Linked DNA regions of Homo sapiens: region 1 is linked to region 2. The links are chromatin loops, found by intact Hi-C in ENCODE. Cell type or tissue: Caco-2. All regions are shown on one strand. Links, peaks and the distances in the headings refer to the core of each region. The heading gives the core; the rest is flanking DNA.

The links. Hi-C counts contacts between places; a loop is a spot of excess contacts. Peaks named below come from ENCODE experiments on the same cell type or tissue, not always from the same donor. Only the 100,000 strongest peaks of a DNase experiment are listed, where the experiment ranks them.
Region 1: a loop joins it to region 2, with 7 times the contacts of the local background. A loop is called at or near these places in 1 of 110 quality-filtered maps.

Annotation. Positions count from the first base shown.
Region 1 is chr11:107,192,957-107,201,455 of GRCh38, reverse strand. No RefSeq gene overlaps it. Among named protein-coding and RNA genes, the nearest start is that of GUCY1A2, 180 kb to the right of the region's middle. In Caco-2, for the core only: no CTCF peak of the experiment used is centred there; a DNase peak (open chromatin) is centred at 4,525.
Region 2 is chr11:107,128,868-107,137,366 of GRCh38, reverse strand. No RefSeq gene overlaps it. Among named protein-coding and RNA genes, the nearest start is that of GUCY1A2, 110 kb to the right of the region's middle. In Caco-2, for the core only: no CTCF peak of the experiment used is centred there; no DNase peak of the experiment used is centred there.

The DNA of each region.
Region 1 (8,499 bases), core at 3,037-5,536, 66 kb before region 2:
AGTGAAGCAAAACTCGACCATAATCTCATTACTAAGAAACAAACACTGTTACCATCTTGGTCTACTTCTCAGAATTTGTGCATATACATTCTAGGTAAACTGTTAAAGACAAAAAGGGGATCTTCCATATTCTTCCATTTGTGACTATTTTCACTTAATACTTGCTGGATTTTTTACATCAATAAATAAGGATATGTCTTTTTAATGGCTAAATAATATTCCATTGATCTAGTCATTTATTAATTAAGTAATTATTAGTTCTTATTATGTATCAGGTCTTCTGCTAGTCCTGAAGCACAGTGGTGAACAAAAATGAAAAGTCTCTTAATTTATTTAACTACTTTTTTGTTAGAGGCTAATATTGTTTCCCCATCTTTAAATGGACTTTTGGTCTTGCCAAGAAAACTTGGTAACTGGCAAAGGAGTTGAGGAGAAGATAACATTATTTTGGAAAACTGGAGCCAAACTTCCAGAAAAGCCTTTGCTACTCAGTGTGTTAAAATAAAATCCTTTCTTTCTGCATCTATTATAACAACGTAAACAACAGTAGGCACTTAATGAGTGCAGTCTAAATAAGTTCCATATATTGGATTTTTTAATTCTCAAAATTGCCCTATGAAGTAGATACAGTTATTGGCAGTACTATTATTCCCATTTTATAGCCAAGGAAAATGAGGTACAGAAAGGTTAAGTAACTTGCCTAAGGTCACAAAGTAAATAAATAGAAAGACGGATTTGACCCTGGCAACCTGACTCCAAAACCTTTATCCTAGGCTACCTCTTGTTAATACTGAACTTAGCATATAAGTGTATTATTGAAGCATTGTATGTGTTGTGATTATTTTTCACATCTGACCTCTAAGAGTGTAAGCCTCCTGAGGGCAGAGGCCCTTTTATTAATTTTTGTGTGACTCAAACAGTGAATGATTTATAAGGAGCATCCTGTAATGTTTTGAAGAACGAATAAAAGAATACATGAATAAATGCCATTTGGAAATGTAACATATCTCTAAAGAATGGAAGATTGTGTGGGGAATAGGTGTTCAGAAAATGTTATGAAAATTCAAAATTCTTCCTACAGAAGCAATCCTTTTCCATTGGTAGGAGGGCCCTCTATTCTAGGATCAGCTGTATACTGACCAGCATCAGACATACACTTCCACTCTACTCTAGCAAACTTGAAAAAAATCTAGATGAAAAATCATTCAATTATCTGCATGTTAAGTGGCTGTCCATTATGTAGATATATGACGAAAGGTCTGTATTTGAAAATATAAAGATGTTTGGTGTCATCAATTCAACAGTTTTTACTGGACGAAGTTATACTTTTCATCCTGAAATTTTCATTTACTATTGACACTACTTTTAAAACTTGTATTCAGAGATAACTAAGGGACACAACCAGTTTAAAAGTTAGAGAAGTCTGGGCGCAGTGGCTCACGCCTGTAATACCAGCACTTTGGGAGGCCGAGGCGGGCAGATCACGAGCTCAGGACATCGAGACCATCCTGGCTAACACGGCGAAACCCCCTCTCTACTAAAAATACAAAAAATTAGCTGGATGCTGTGGCGGGCACCTGTAGTCCCAGCTACTCGGGAGGCTGAGGCAGGAGAATGGCATGAACCCAGGAGGCAGAGCTTGCAGTGAGCTGAGATCGCGCCACTACACTCCAGCCTAGGCGACAGAGCGAGACTCCGTCTTAAAAAAAAAAAAAAAAAAAGAGAGAAAACAATCTAGCTGTTGGATGATGTTGAGTGCCTTTCCTTGCAGAATGGGCTTCTGTCCAAGGATGAAAGAGTTGACCTCCAAGTGTATGCTGTTGTTACTGATGGTTCTGTGCAACTCAGCTGGCTAAGTAGTTCTCCATGGGGCTGGTAGGGGCTTTTTGGAAATTCACTGAGGAGGATTTGTTTGTCACAATGATAGAAGAGAAGGGTCATTGGCGTTGTAGAGCTCTCAGCCGGGACATCAGATAGTCTTCACTGTGTGGAAGAGTTCTCACAGCAAGGATTTGTACCATGTCTCAAGTGACTTTTAAATATTAAAAACGTATTATTTTGTTATATATTACTTCTTTTTAAATTTACCTTTGAATTATGTATGTAGCTAGATTATCTTTGAATTTTATGTCTGGGGAGTTAAGGGGGCTCTAGAGAGTATTTCCTTTACAAGGGGAGCACTGAGTTTCAAAAGGTTGAGAATCCCAAAATCAGACAAGATACCTTAGGAATTAGTGTTTCTGGAGTATAGCAGGATTCCATTTTTCTTAGATATAGAATTTCAGGTGAAACTTAGTAGGGCGAAAGATTTGGTAAATAGCCAGTGAGAATTCTTGAATTAGTGCCTGGGATATTTAGTCTCACAAATATTATCCACATTTCCTTAATTCCGCTGGTTTTTTTTCATGTCATTCCCCAGTGAATATGAAATGTGATAGAATTTGGGGAAGATGGATTGTTCCAAATGTAATTAGAAGGACATGAGTTATATAGCCTGGAATCTAGTGGACGCCTCCTTGCTTTATGTGTGACATGATCAGAATTTTTCTTGAGGATGATAAATCTGATAGTGGGATATTGCATAATTTCAGATCAGAAAAACCACATCTCCCAGATTGGGTCACTCCTTCTAGAAGGGAGTAAAAATAAAATAACATTTGTCCTATTTCTTCATCCCTACACAGATCTTTTTTTTGCTTTTGATCATGCTTCCTGATTCTTAGGGCTCTTCATTTCCTCTCCTGCAATCTCAGGGGATTATGTGGGCCAGAAAGTTGAGCAAGTGATTGATCTGGGACAGCTCTTAGTCTTGGCTTCATCACTTTACTTTCTCACCTTCCTCTGGAAGGCAAATTGCAAGCTTGCTTCTTCTTGTTACTTTCTAGGTTAACTCCTCTTTAGAACTGGTATCCTTGGGGCTGTGTGAATATAACATTTTATAGCCAATGATTTCAGGATCTTAACTATTATTTTGTTGGAATAGATTTTCAAAAACATTCTCACTCTAAAAAAGTCAGTCTTTGCCTCAAAGAAGCACCTGTATATCTTGGCATTTCCTAAAAGGCATCTCACATCTTTTACATAAAGGAAAATCTCAGTAGATAACTAGCTACCTTCTAATTTAATCCTCAACAAGCTTGGTATACTATAGAGTATTATCTTAAGAAGGCTAGGCAAATCCTGCTTGTATCAGTGATTAAAATTCTAAACTACACTTCTACCTGCACAAGGACAGATTCCTAACTGATATCTTTATGTTTGATTGACTCTTTTGCCCTCTCATGTTTGCAAGAAGGTAAACTTTGTAAAACAAACATATTCCTATGAACTTTTGTGGTGGTGTTTGTTTTGTTTTTGCGAACACAAAGATAAAAGCAAAACAAAAACAAAATCACTACTGAGGAGACTGGAACATGAAGAGAACGAGCCAAAGGCTGGAGAGGAGAGGAGGGCAGAGGGTTCCCAAGGTAGATTGGGAATCCAGTGTTAAGTGAGGCTAATATTTCTAATGGCCTCCCCTTTTTTTAAAATCATGTTGAAAAAAAAAAAACCTTTGCAACAACACAGATGCAGTTGCAGGCCATAATCCTAAGGAAATTAATGTAGGAACAGATAACTTAATATCACATATTCTTACTTAAAGGTGGGAACTAAACATTCAGCACACAGGGACATAAACATGGGAAAAATAAACACTGTGGACTACTAGTCAGAGGAGGAAGGGTAGGATGGGTTGAAAAACTACCTATTGCGCACTATGCTCACCACTTGGGTGCTTGGGTGATGGAATCTGTACTCTAATCTTTAGCATCATGCAGTATTCCCATATAACAAGGCTGCACGTCGACCTCTTATATCTAAAATAAAAGTTGAAATTAGCAAACAACCAAAAACACCTCAGGGCCTCCCAGGTTTTAATCCTAGGTGATTTAGATTTATTTGAGCAGCTACATTCTTCTAATTCTTGATTTATTATTAGGACAAAAATTCTCTTAGAAGTAAAGGCCCTGAAACCTCCTGGCAGGTCAAGGTGTTTTCAAGGGTAGTCTGGGAAGGGAAACTCAATAATACATTAAAATCCATCAGATTCTTGCTGAGATTAGCTGTCACCTAGCAAGACCTTGAGGGAAAGGACATTGGAGGAGGGAAGGAGGAAAAGATCAGGAAAGCTTCCTGGGTAAACTTTTCTGGGGAGAGCAAGTGGAATCCATCAGGAAACTGCCTGGGGGCCCCAACTGTTGGTGGTTGGGGGATGCTTAGAAGGCAGTAGAAAGACAGCTGACAAAGGGGGTTGTGGAGGGCTTAGTGGTAAATTTCTCCAGTATGTGGTACTGCCCAGCACAATGGGTAAAACATAGTAAGCCAATACCACATATTGGTTAATTTCCTTTTCTCAAAGCTTCCTCTAGGATGGGCTTGTCCTGTAGCCTCCAGAGTAGCTTCCCAGGGCTTGATTTGTTTGGACTAAGATGAACTTTGTATTCTTGATCCTTTTGTTTGATCAGTTCTATGACTCAGGGTTGTGTTAGTGTCTCTGCTTTCCCTACTGGACACCCCATACATTTTGACCTCAGTCCAGGACTACTCTAGCAGCTCTCTGGTTGTGTGTTTGCGTGTGTGAGAGAGTATGTGAGTTATTATTCTCCCTCTCATCCTGCCCTCTCTTTCCATGAGTTCCTATGTCAGGGCCAGAGACACACACTATTCTTATAATTAATGCACTGAGCTTTGTACATATGATGTAGAGCCTAATTTTACATTAAACAGTCTGAAATGTTATCAGATTATTCGATCCCAAGTAATCCAATCTTGCAAAAAGTTTTATTCTTGAAACTAGAGTATAAAGAGAAACTGCCATCCTTAAGAAATGCAATTCAGTAGTCTCAAAATTTTGCTTTGGGAGGACAATTTCCTGGTAGGCTGCCAGACCCTCTGTGCTGATTTTACATCCATTAGGGGTTTCTTTGTTTGGATTATTGTTGCTGATATTCCTACTTCAAAAGGGGCATTGACCCACTTTCACACCCCTTGTCAGATGTGGACAAAGATCTTTCCGAAAATTGCTTTACAATGGCTGAGTTGAATGTCCACACTCACTGTATTAAATTATTTGTGATGACAAAGGGAAATAATGGGTTGAAAATGCCATCTTTAGTGGCATCTTCACTAAGTGTTGCTTTACTTTTTTTTCAATGTAGTCTGCAGAATGGGTCTTCAGGTTACTTATAACCATGAAAATGGCTTCTCTGAGAATCTGGGTCCTGCAGCTCTGATATATAATGTGAGGGTTCTGTGCTCTCTTTTCTTTTATATATATATATATATATATATATATATATATATATATATATATTTTATTATACTTTAAGTTCTAGGGTACATGTGCACAATGTGCAGGTTTGTTACATATGTATACATGTGCCATGTTGGTGTGCTGCACCCATTAACTCGTCATTTGCATTAGGTATATCTCGTAATGCTATCCCTCCCCACTTCCCCTACCCCACAACAGGCCCCAGTGTGTGATGTTCCCTTTTCTGTGTCCAAGTGTTCTCATTGTTCAATTCCCACCTATGAGTGAGAACATGCAGTGTTTGGTTTTTTGTCCTTGCAATAGTTTGCTGAGAATGATGGTTTCCAGCTTCATCCATGTCCCTACAAAGGACATGAACTCATCCTTTTTCATGGCTGCATAGTATTCCATGGTGTGTATGTGCCACATTTTCTTAATCCAGTCTATCATTGTTGGACATTTGGGTTGGTTCCAAGTCTTTGCTATTGTGAATAGTGCTGCAATAAACTTATGTGTGCATATGTCTTTATAGCAGCATGATTTATATTCCATTGGGTATATACCCAGTAATGAGATGGCTGGGTCAAATGGTATTTCTAGTTCTAGATCCCTGAGGAATCGCCACACTGACTTCCACAATGGTTGAACTAGTTTACAGTCCCACTAACAGTGTAAAAGTGTTCCTATTTCTCCACATCCTCTCCAGCACCTGTTGTTTCCTGACTTTTTAATGATTGCCATTCTAACTGGTATGAGATGATATCTCATTGTGGTTTTGATTTGCATTTCTCTGATGGCCAGTGATGATGAGCATTTTTTCATGTGTCTGTTGGCTGCATAAATGTCTTCTTTTGAGAAGTGTCTGTTCATATCCTTCGCCCACTTTTTAATGGGGTTGTTTGTTTTTTTCCTGTAAATTTGTTTGAGTTCTTTGTAGATTCTGGATATTAGCCCTTTGTCAGATAAGTAGATTGCAAAAATTTTCTCCCATTCTGTAGGTTGCCTGTTCACTCTGATGGTAGTTTCTTTTGCTGTGCAGAAGCTCTTCAGTTTAATTGGATCCCATTTGTCAATTTTGGCTTTTGTTGCCATTGCTTTTGGTGTTTTAGAAATGAAGTCGTTGCCCATGCCTATGTCCTGAATGGTATTGCCTAGGTTTTCTTCTAGTGTTTTTATGGTTTTAGGTCTAACATTTAAGTCTTTAATCCATCTTGAATTAATTTTTGTATAAGGTGTAAAGAAGGGATCCAGTTTCAGCTTTCTACATATGGCTAGCCTGTTTTCCCAGCACCATTTGTTAAATAGGGAATCCTTTCCCCATTTCTTGTTTTTGTCAGGTTTGTCAAAGATCAGATAGTTGTAGATGTGTGGTATTATTTCTGAGGGCTCTGTTCTGTTCCATTGGTCTATATCTCTGTTTTGGTACCAGTACCATGCTGTTTGGGTTACTGTAGCCTTGTAGTATAGTTTCAGGTCAGGTAGCGTGATGCCTCCAGCTTTGTTCTTTTGGCTTAGGATTGACTTGGCAATGCGGTCTCTTTTTTGGTTCCATATGAACTTTAAAGTAGATGCTCATGGATAGGAAGAATCAATATTGTGAAAATGGCCATACTGCCCAAGGTAATTTATAGATTCTGTGCCCTCTTTTCATAGGCTGCTTATTCTTCCTTATCCTAGGTCATGTTTTAGTCACAGGAAAGAAGATATGTTTCAGAGAGATTTTAGCTCAGAGAGTGAGCTGAAAATGAAATCCTCCTTGCTTTGAAGATGTGGAAACCATAGTGATTTCTGAGCAATGCCACTATGTTCTGCCATGCTTCCTTAGATCAGAGTTTTTATTTAAACACTTTATACCCAATAATGTGAAAACTACCCTTTCACAATTTATGTTTTCCTAGGAAAGTTGGTACCCTCTAGTGTACATATCTTGCACTTTTATATAACTTTTGACCTCTTCAAACACTTTTCCTAAAGGTTGCTCAATCTCTCCTCTAGGCTCCGTGCTCACCATATGGGTATAAATTTTCATGGTACGTAAGAAACTTAAGATCTAGAGAATTCTTTCACAATTGATGACCAGAAAGGTGAGAATTCATAAGAGTTCTGCTTCCAGATCTAGCCTAACCATTTTTTGTAGGCCCTTTGGAAAACGACCTAAAATTCTCTGAGTAACTAGAGATTGAGGTTAATAGTCCCTATTTTACCATGTAGGATTGCTGAAAGATCAAGATCTGAGATGCATATTTAAGTGCCTCTCCATAGGTGTGGTGCCCAAATTATTTAATGGAGATGTCATTTTCATTCTTAGATTGATACATACGGGAAAACATAGGATATACTACATTGACAAGTCTGTGTGCTGTAAATCCATCTATCTTTATCCTCTTGTATTTTATTTTGTCTTTTACTTTTTAAATAAATGTTCCTGTTGGAAAATCCCAGTCTGCCTTGCTTTGTTAGGCCAACAGGAGAAGAAATATTTCTACTCATGTTACCCAGTCAGTTCTATATCCTATGTTCTAAGAAATTCTTGGGGGGAATCCCTTAAAATCTATTTTATTCAGTGTTAGAGCAATTCCTTTTTTCTATTTTCCCTCTACCTCCATACCCTTATTGTCCCATTCCTTTTGTGAGTAGGAATTGGAATCATAATCTATACACTTTGGATGCTATCGGTGTTTGAAATGTAATAGTATCTTTGAAATAAAAAAGCAAAACTGGAGGACTCTTTTGGAGAAAGGATTATTTACTCATCAATTTCCACCATACTGAAAAATATAATGCAGCTAATTTAAGAACTTCTATGTGGATAGGCTTATACTCCTTCTTTTGGAGGTAAATAAGGCGCAAGTCCTGTCCATGTGGACCCAAGCTCCAGAGCCACCTCAATGAATTCAGGCTGTAGACCTACCCCTATGAAACCAGACACCAGGCCAGAATGCCCAAAGTCCTCAGTAACAAGCTCACCTGTTGACTGTGCCAGCAGCCCACCCAGAATCTCAGGGTGGGCAGACTGGTGAAGGGCTTTCCCTGCTTAACCCGGCCTGTAACGATTGAACAAGGTGTCTGTTTCTTCAAGTGCACGGACACCAACACAAGGTCACAAGGATTATGAATCATCAGGGAAACATGCCACCACCAAGGGAAAAAAAAAATAAAGTCCAATAACCAACCCAAAGAAATGGAGATCTATGAACTACCTAACA
Region 2 (8,499 bases), core at 4,638-7,137:
TCCTCTTGGCTGTGACAACTTCTCAGACTGTCTGTTCAGGCTACTATAACAAAATAGCATAGGTGACACATAAACAATAGAAATTTGCTTTTTGTAGTTCTGAAGGCTAGGAAGTCCAAGACTAAGATCCTGACAGATTTGTGTCCAGTGAAAGCCCCCTTCCTCGTAGACAGAACCTTCTTCCTATTACATGGTGTAGGTGATGAAGGGTCTCTCTCAAGCCTCCTTTATAAGGGCACTAATTATCTTCAGGAGGGCCCCACCCTCATGACCTAATAATCTCCCACACCATCACCTTGAGGTTTAGAATCTCAACATATGAATTTTGGGGAGATGCAAATATTTAGACCATAGCATGGACTTTCTTTGTTTTTTATGACCTTGACAGTTTTGAGGAGTATTGGTTCGGCATGTTGAAGGACATACTTCTACTGGGATTTGTCTGATGTTTTTCTCATAACTAGTCTGTTATGGGTTTTTAGGAGGAAGACCACAGAATTAAAGTGCCTTTTTTTTTTTCTTTTTGAGATGGAGTCTCGCTCTTGTCTTCCAGGCTGGAGTGCAGTGGCGTGATCTTGGCTCACTGCAACCTCTGCCTCCTGGGTTCAAGTGATTCTGCCTCAGCCTCCCAAGTAACTGGGAATACAGGTGCCCGCCACCATGCCTGGCTAATTTTTGTATTTTTAGTAGAGATGGGGTTTCACCATGTTGGTCACGCTGGTCTTGAACTCCTGACCTCAAGTGATCCACCTGCCTTGGCCTCCCAAAGTGCTGGGATTACAGGTATGAGCCACTGCACCCATCCTAAAGTGCCATTTTCATCACATCATATGAAGGGTACATACTGTCAATATAATTTATTGCTGTTGTTAACTTTGATCACCTGGCTGTAGTAGTATATATGTAAGGCTTCTCCACTGTGAAGTTTTTGTTTTTTCTCCCCTTTCATACTATACTCTTTGGAAGGAATTCACTGCACAACCCACGCTTAAGGAGTGAGCAGTTATACTCCATCTCTTTGAGAGCAGTTTATCTATATAAATAATTTGGAATTTTTCTGCACGAGAGATTTGTCTCTTTCCCCCATTTATTTATTCAGTCATTTATTAATATTTATATCAGTATGGACTTCTGGTTATTTATTTTTGACAATCAAAGATTATGTAGTCTACTGTAGCAATAAGAAAGTAGTAGGTTGGTAGAACCCCATGTTGCTTTAGTTAAGCAGTAAAAGTTCCTGGTTATTCTGAAGAGGTAGTGATATTTGAAGGGCATAGACTTTTTATGGGCTAGTTATTGACACACGGGGTGGTGGTTCTGAATGATATCACTGCCACTGGTTTTTTTTTTTTTTTTTTTTTTTAGACGGAGACTGTTGCCCAGGCTGGAGTGCAGTGGCATCATCTTGGCTCACTGCAACCTCCACCTCCTGGGTTCAAGTGATTCTCCTGCCTCAGCCTCTCGAGCAGCTGGGACTACAGGCACGTGCCACCATGCCCAGCTAATTTTTGTTTCGTATTTTTAGTAGAGACGAGGTTTTGCTGTGTTAGCCAGGATAGTCTCGATCTTCTGACCTCATGATCCGCCTGCCTCGGCCTCCCAAGGTGCTTTATTTTACTGATGAGGAAATGTAGTCACAACTATTATGATACCACTGATCTGGTTCATTTCTCACCTGCTCCGTCTTTCCCTGTTGCCCACACTTGGCCAGGTTTTGTGGGAATCCAGTAGCTTTCTCTAAATCAGAGAACTGTTTTCATTGTTGATCTGAATTTCGACAATCACTTTACACCTCATGGCACCCAATCTCAACCAGAGTGCCCTCAGCATAGTGAGGAACAACAAGCCACACTTTTCTTTTTTAAGGCCCAGAGGGAAAGACTATATTAAGTTTGTACAACCTTCCTTATTGTTGTTGTTGTTGTTTTTCTGTTTTGTTTTGTTTTGTTTTAGGCTTTTAGCAGCCTGAAGCCATGGTTTTTAGTGTCTGTCTCTAGTGTTAAGTGGAAAAGAGGGATGAGGAAGGGGCTTTACTGGCCCGACCAGAAACAGAAACTAAGAACCCATGACTGTATTCTCTCCCTTGGGCACTAGATAATTTTTAATGTCCTGAAACTCTTTCAGGAATAAGAGAGATATGGTATTTTTGTTTTCCCTCAAGTATGTATTGTATGTATGGGATCCATTTTGGCAAGAGGAGCCAAACCTTGGGATTTACATTAGTATAGGAGAAACTGATTTGTAAGCCTTGACAGCAAGACTGAAGTTTTATCCACCATACAGATAGGATTTGATAAATAGAAAACTGAATCCAGTCCATTATTATGAACACCTGAGCTGTTCATAGTAATCATCTGTGCCACATGATGATGAATGATGGGCTCCTAGGCATGGCTGACACTTCCCAGCAGAAGGCTGGCTAGGACCCTTATCTTTCCTTCCCTCCCAGACCTTTGGTAGGGAAGAATAGCTTGTGTGAAGAAACAGTTTTACCGCCTCTCCTTTGGAAAATCTCCATACATATCTAATTCTTACTTGAATAGTCTTGGCTTTCAAGTGTCATTATTTGGGCGAGGTCGCCCTGCTGATCTGGAGCCTCCTCAGGTGTCAGGGATTGCCAACTATATTTGCGTGCTTTCTTGTCTGGTGCCGCTCCAAGACTGAAACAGTTTTATATTTTATTTCCATTACACAGTCTACCTTTCTGGGGCACATGAAGTGTGGTCTGAGCCCAGTGATGCAAACAGTCCTGCCGAGGCCAAAAGCTGCCAAAAGCACATGGTCTATTGGTGAAAAGTTGACCTTCAAAGAGTAAATGGGGTTCTCTCAGTCAATCTGCAGATGTGGAGTACAGGGTTATACTAACATCACTGTCAGGCAGTGTAGAATGCTGGGGAACCACTAATATATAAATAAGAGATATGTGAGTTATAATCCTGCTCTGTCACTTATTGACCCTGTGACCTTAGATAGTTACCTAGCCCTTGTGAATCTTTCTTTCCTCAAATGAAAAGTAAAATTGGAAATTTCTACTTTACGTAATTTCTATTTGGACTAAATGAGACAAGGTATGTAAAGAGCCTGGAGTATAATAAAGGATTCATAAATGTTAGTGGCTATAATTCTTATCATCAAACTCTTAGCATTATATTCTCTGTGATTATGTTTTCAAGATTCTGAAATCTGTGTGTTATAGTCCAATTTATTTCTCTTTGGGCTTAGCTTCAATAAGAAGCATTGTCCTTCACAGAGGAAAGAGTCTCTTCTGACTCACACCACTACGGCATCACTTTGAATTACTTTTCATGATAGGATAATTTGTTCAGACACATTCTCACTTTCTACTGATTTTATTCATATTCAGTGGTGAGCATTTACAAGACCACTGGCCCTGGATGTAATATACTCCAGATCAAATAAAGAAATGTGTATTGTTACACAGGATTGAAACCCTGACCATTACCTTACAACATTGAGCAGAGCCAAATTGTCACAACAGATATTGGTACATCTGGTATATCCTAGAAGAATACCTCCCAGCCTGAAGGTGATCCACATGCTGTCATCATCTTGGGATGGTTCCTTTTCCTCTGTCTCCCCATAGGCAAAACAAACTCACTTGCCCTATTGATATATAATCTTTATTGATTGACTGGGGAGGAGATCTCCTTTAAGACAGTACCCGATACACAGCCACAGACACTCAAGCCTAGAGGAGACTTCACCAGCCCTTCAGTGCCAACTGCCCCTGCAACAGTTTAGAAACCACTTGTGGGGAGCTTGTGGTATGTCTTCACTTTTCTGCCAGGTTGAACTAAAGAAATATAAGCATCCACTTGCCATAAAAATGTTTTCCACTATCACCTAACATATTTCTTAGCAACCTCTCCATATTCCTGGTGAGGTCTTCACATTATCAACCTATTTATATCTTTTCTTTGACCTTCAAATGTCTCAAGAGAGTAAACACTCTGCCTGTTCACTCCTTATCCCATTTGCTCTCTGCCTGTTGTCTCCACCATAATTCCGAAGTTGCTTCTTGTAGTGCTATCGTTTTAGTCATCTGTTAGTGGTCTAACAGATTACCTTTCCTCAATGCCATCTTCCTTCCCGGCTTATCTGACACTCTCTATCACTCCTCTCTTCCTGAAACTGCTACCTTAATTTCTAATATTTTATACTATTCAGATTCTCCTTCTACTTGTCAGATTATTCATCTGTCTACTGGGCTGATTTTTCCCTCCTCACCCACCTTAAAAATGTAGGCATTCCCAAAAGGCCTATTCTTATCTGTATTCTTTTATTTTCCTGCCCACTTATTTTCTCACTCTTCTCATTTATTTACCATGGCTTCAAATATCACCTTCTTCCAGATGGTTCTCAAATCTTTATCCAGACCTTAACTCTCTCCCAGTCTCCTGTTGTCTCTACCCAGTGGCTTGCTGAACATTTTCACCTGTAGATCTGTTGGTACCTCAAAAGCAATATCTATAAATCTCAATTTATCATTCATATCAGAGGTTTTCAAACTATGGTTTCCAGGTCCCTAAGGTTCATGAGAATGTCTTAAGTGCCAAATGAGATTGGGACTGATGGTTGTGAAAATGAGGGCTCTAGTGCTTCTACTAACTGGAGAACTTTTTTTTTTTTTTTTTAAATACGTGGGACTTCTAAGGGAGATTTAATTTAATCAAGGATTGTAATGCTAAAGAAATGTTTGGAACCACTGAGCTACCACAGTTTGTCCTAAACTAGTTCATTCTATTATAGATTTTTTAATTTTTGTTGCTAGGAATCATAAAATCAAATTCCTACAGGGGCCAAGTATGAAATATAAATAAGTAAAATGGCCTGAGTCCATGACAAAAGAAAGTAGTGGGGATTGTGGTGTGTTGAAGATAACATACTAATTCTAAAAGCCTTCAAATTAAAAAAAAAAGCTAACTCAGTGTATGGGCTATAAATCCACATCTGCAAGTTTCATCTTCTGGAGTTACTAATTTACATTTGGGTAGCAATAGTATCCTAATTACCCAAGCTGGATATCTCAGATGGATTTCCCTCCCTCCTCTTTCTTCCCTGACCCAGAAGTTATCTGTGACCAAATGCTATTGCCTCTTTTCTCCCAATGGTTTCCTTTTTTATCCTTTCTATGCTATTACTGATCCTGGTTTATACTCTTTATAGCTTGTCAGTGGACTTTTCCCTTGCTCCTTCCTCTGAGCTTTTCTGCCCACACTGCTCAGAATGTGTTCACATTGTCTATGGTGAGAAGACAATGTCCTCAGTTTGGCTTTCAAGGATATCCACCATTCTTATCTTTTAAATGCCTTATCTTTGCATTTACACAGAACCTAATTGTAATCATCTCATGATATTTACCATCTTCTATGTTTTATGACTTGTAGTCATTTGTATCCATGTCTCACTTTTGTTACTAGATACCAGATTAGTACTAGATGATAAACTCCTACTGTTTCATTTTAATACACATTTTTTAGTACGTACCATGTCTAATAGGTATGGTTTCAGGTGCTTTGGACATAGACTTTGTCCTCAAAGTGGTCACAGGTGAGTCATAAAGACAGTAATGCAAACAAATAATTACCACATTGGGTAGTGAAGGCTTATAATAAAGATATGTACAAAATGATGCTGTGGGAATACAGAAAGGGAAGCAATTAATTCTGGACAGATTATATAGTGGGTGAAGTGTCAAGAAAGGTGACATTTGCGTTGAACCATGAAGGATGAGTAGAGATTCACCAGGATGTAGGAAAAGGAACACAAAATAATTACAGGCATTCCAGATCGTGGAAAGATTTTGGAAATAATGTTTTATTAGGAATGTGGAAGGAATTGGGGCTGTTTGTCTTGAAGAACAGATAACATATTTGAAGAGGAAATAGATTCTTCCCTAGGTAACAGCAGAACCAATATGTGGAATTTATAGAGAGAAATTTTAAATTTAATACAATAAAGGTCTTTCCCTGATTAAAGACTCTCAGTTTGGACATGTGTTGGATCAGTTGTGAACTCTTTGTCATTAATTCTTAGTTAGAGGCTAAACAAACATCATAATCTATAGAAGAAGGATTTCAAAATGGAAATCTTAACCCTAAAATAATTTAAAAATACTTGTATAGGTGTTTCTATATCAGCCAATGTGACTATTTTGGCCAAGTTGAGTAGAACATTCATTATTAGGCTCATTAAGCATGTGGATTCTATCCATATTGCTCAGCACAGAAGTACTCAATAAATGTTGAATTGAAATCAAGCAGATAAATAAACTGTGATCAATAGACTGGTTTCTACATAGGAGCTTTGAGAATATATTCAGTTGCTTTTCTTTTAAAAACTCTTTGTGGGAAATTGGGAAATGCATACCTTTATCTCCTGCAGGTGAGAGTATAAATTTGTGAAACTTTTTGCAGGGAAATTTAGCTTTACATATAAATAGCATCAGTACATTTATATATTTGATGCAGTAATTCTATGGCAGCAATTTCTTCTAGGGCAATTATAGATTGTAAACATTTTACTACAAAGATGTTCATCATGCAAGTGCTAAAAATAAGAAGAATTGGATATAAATCTAAAAGTCTATCAATTTGTAATTGGTTAAATAAATTATGGTACATCTGCACAATGAAATAATATTCAGCCACTAAAAATGACATTATAAAAGGACACTTCACAACATGGGCAACATGTGCATAACTTACTGTTAACTTACAAAAGCAAGTTTCCTAAGTACTATAATTCTGTTTTTATCCTATAATATGTTTTGATTGCTGAGTTGTGTGATTATGGAAGGTTTTATTTTTTCCACTTATTTGTAGTAAACATTTCTTGCAATGAATATAGAATACTTTGTAGTAATTTAAAATGGTAGTTGCCGGGCACCATGGCTCACACCTGTAAACCCAGCACTTTGGGAGGCTGAGGCGGGTGGATCACCTGAGGTCAGGAGTTTGAGAACAGCGTGGCCAACATGGTGAAACCTCGTCTCTACTAAAAATAAAAAAATTAGCTGGGCATGGTGGCGGGCGCCTGTAATCCCAGCTGCTCCAGAGGCTGAGGCAGGAGAATTGCTTGAACCCGGGAGGTGGAGGTTGCAGTGAGCTGAGATCGCGCCACTGCACTCCAGCCTGGGCGACGGAGCAGGACCCCGTCTCAGGGGGGAAAAGAAAAAGTAGTTAAAAAACAAAAACAAAAACAAAACCTGTCTTGCATGGCTGTTCCTACTCCCTTGAGGGTAAAGCCACCACATATTCAATATGGAGGCCAGAAAGGAGCAAAACCCAGCACTAGGCCAAGCTGGAAGAACAGAGAGGTCCTGAAGGTGAGTTCAGTCTTTATGGCCAGGAAGCCATCCCCTCTGTTTAGTAAAAGTGCTACCTTCCTCCTCTGGACTGTGCTGGCCACAAATCATATAACAAATTTTCCTTATATTCTTTTTTTTAAAACCCCAACCCCTCTCACCCCCCTGACTAAATGACTCACTTCATTTACACATCCTAAAGGCTGTCTGTACTTTTCCTCTTCTAGCTCCGCTCCTTCACTCAGGGACTGACTGTCTCAGGGCATCCAGCAAACTGGATGGTGCCTGATGATTCCTGAGATGCGTCGATAATGACGGTGGATGCTGTTATGGAGTTAAACGTAGAGAATAATTCATGGACTTCCTGGGGTTGGGCCATTGGCTCCTGCTGCTTTTGCTACCAAAATGAGCCTACTGGCTTTCATACTTTTGCTACCTGCCCGTTCATGGAAGTAAGCAGGAAGAAGTGGCTCATGCTGGAACAACCGCATAGTGTAAGGAGCTGAGTTACCTCAATCTAGACCTCGATTTGCCTCCATGGCAAGGTGACTAAAAGATAAAGAGAGGCCTGGACTAGCTAAGATGGCTTCATTCTTTTTCTGGTGACTGGGACTTGGATGAGATGACTTTCCTGTGCAGAGTTTATGAAATTTCATGGTAATTATTCTCTTTTCTCCCTTACTCGAAGCAAAGATCACACTCAATATAAACTACTCTATTCTAACCTTAACACTGTATTTAGGTAAAAGTAGTTTTTTTGTATCTGCCCTACCCAAAGTGAGAAACTCTCAGTTGTAGGATCATGCCCATTTTATATTTTTACCAATATGTGAACCACATAATGGACATGTTGGGGCAGCAGCAGCAAAGAACCTTGAAGCTTATGGGAAATATGCTATTTCACAATAGTTCCTACATTTATTCAACGAGCACTTATTCAGGTATTTTCGGGCCATGGGCACACAAAGAAGATGAAGTCATAATTTCTGCCCATAAGTAGAGAAAATGAACTTTTCCAGATAATTCCAGATTAATACAGCTTATGTTAAGTGCAAGGACAGAGGCAATGTTAAGAGGTAAGGACAGAGTTAAGTGCATGCACACGGGTTGGAGCAGTATGAAGAGGGACTTCTAGGATCCTGGCACTGGGAGTGAGGGTGAGATTTGGGGAT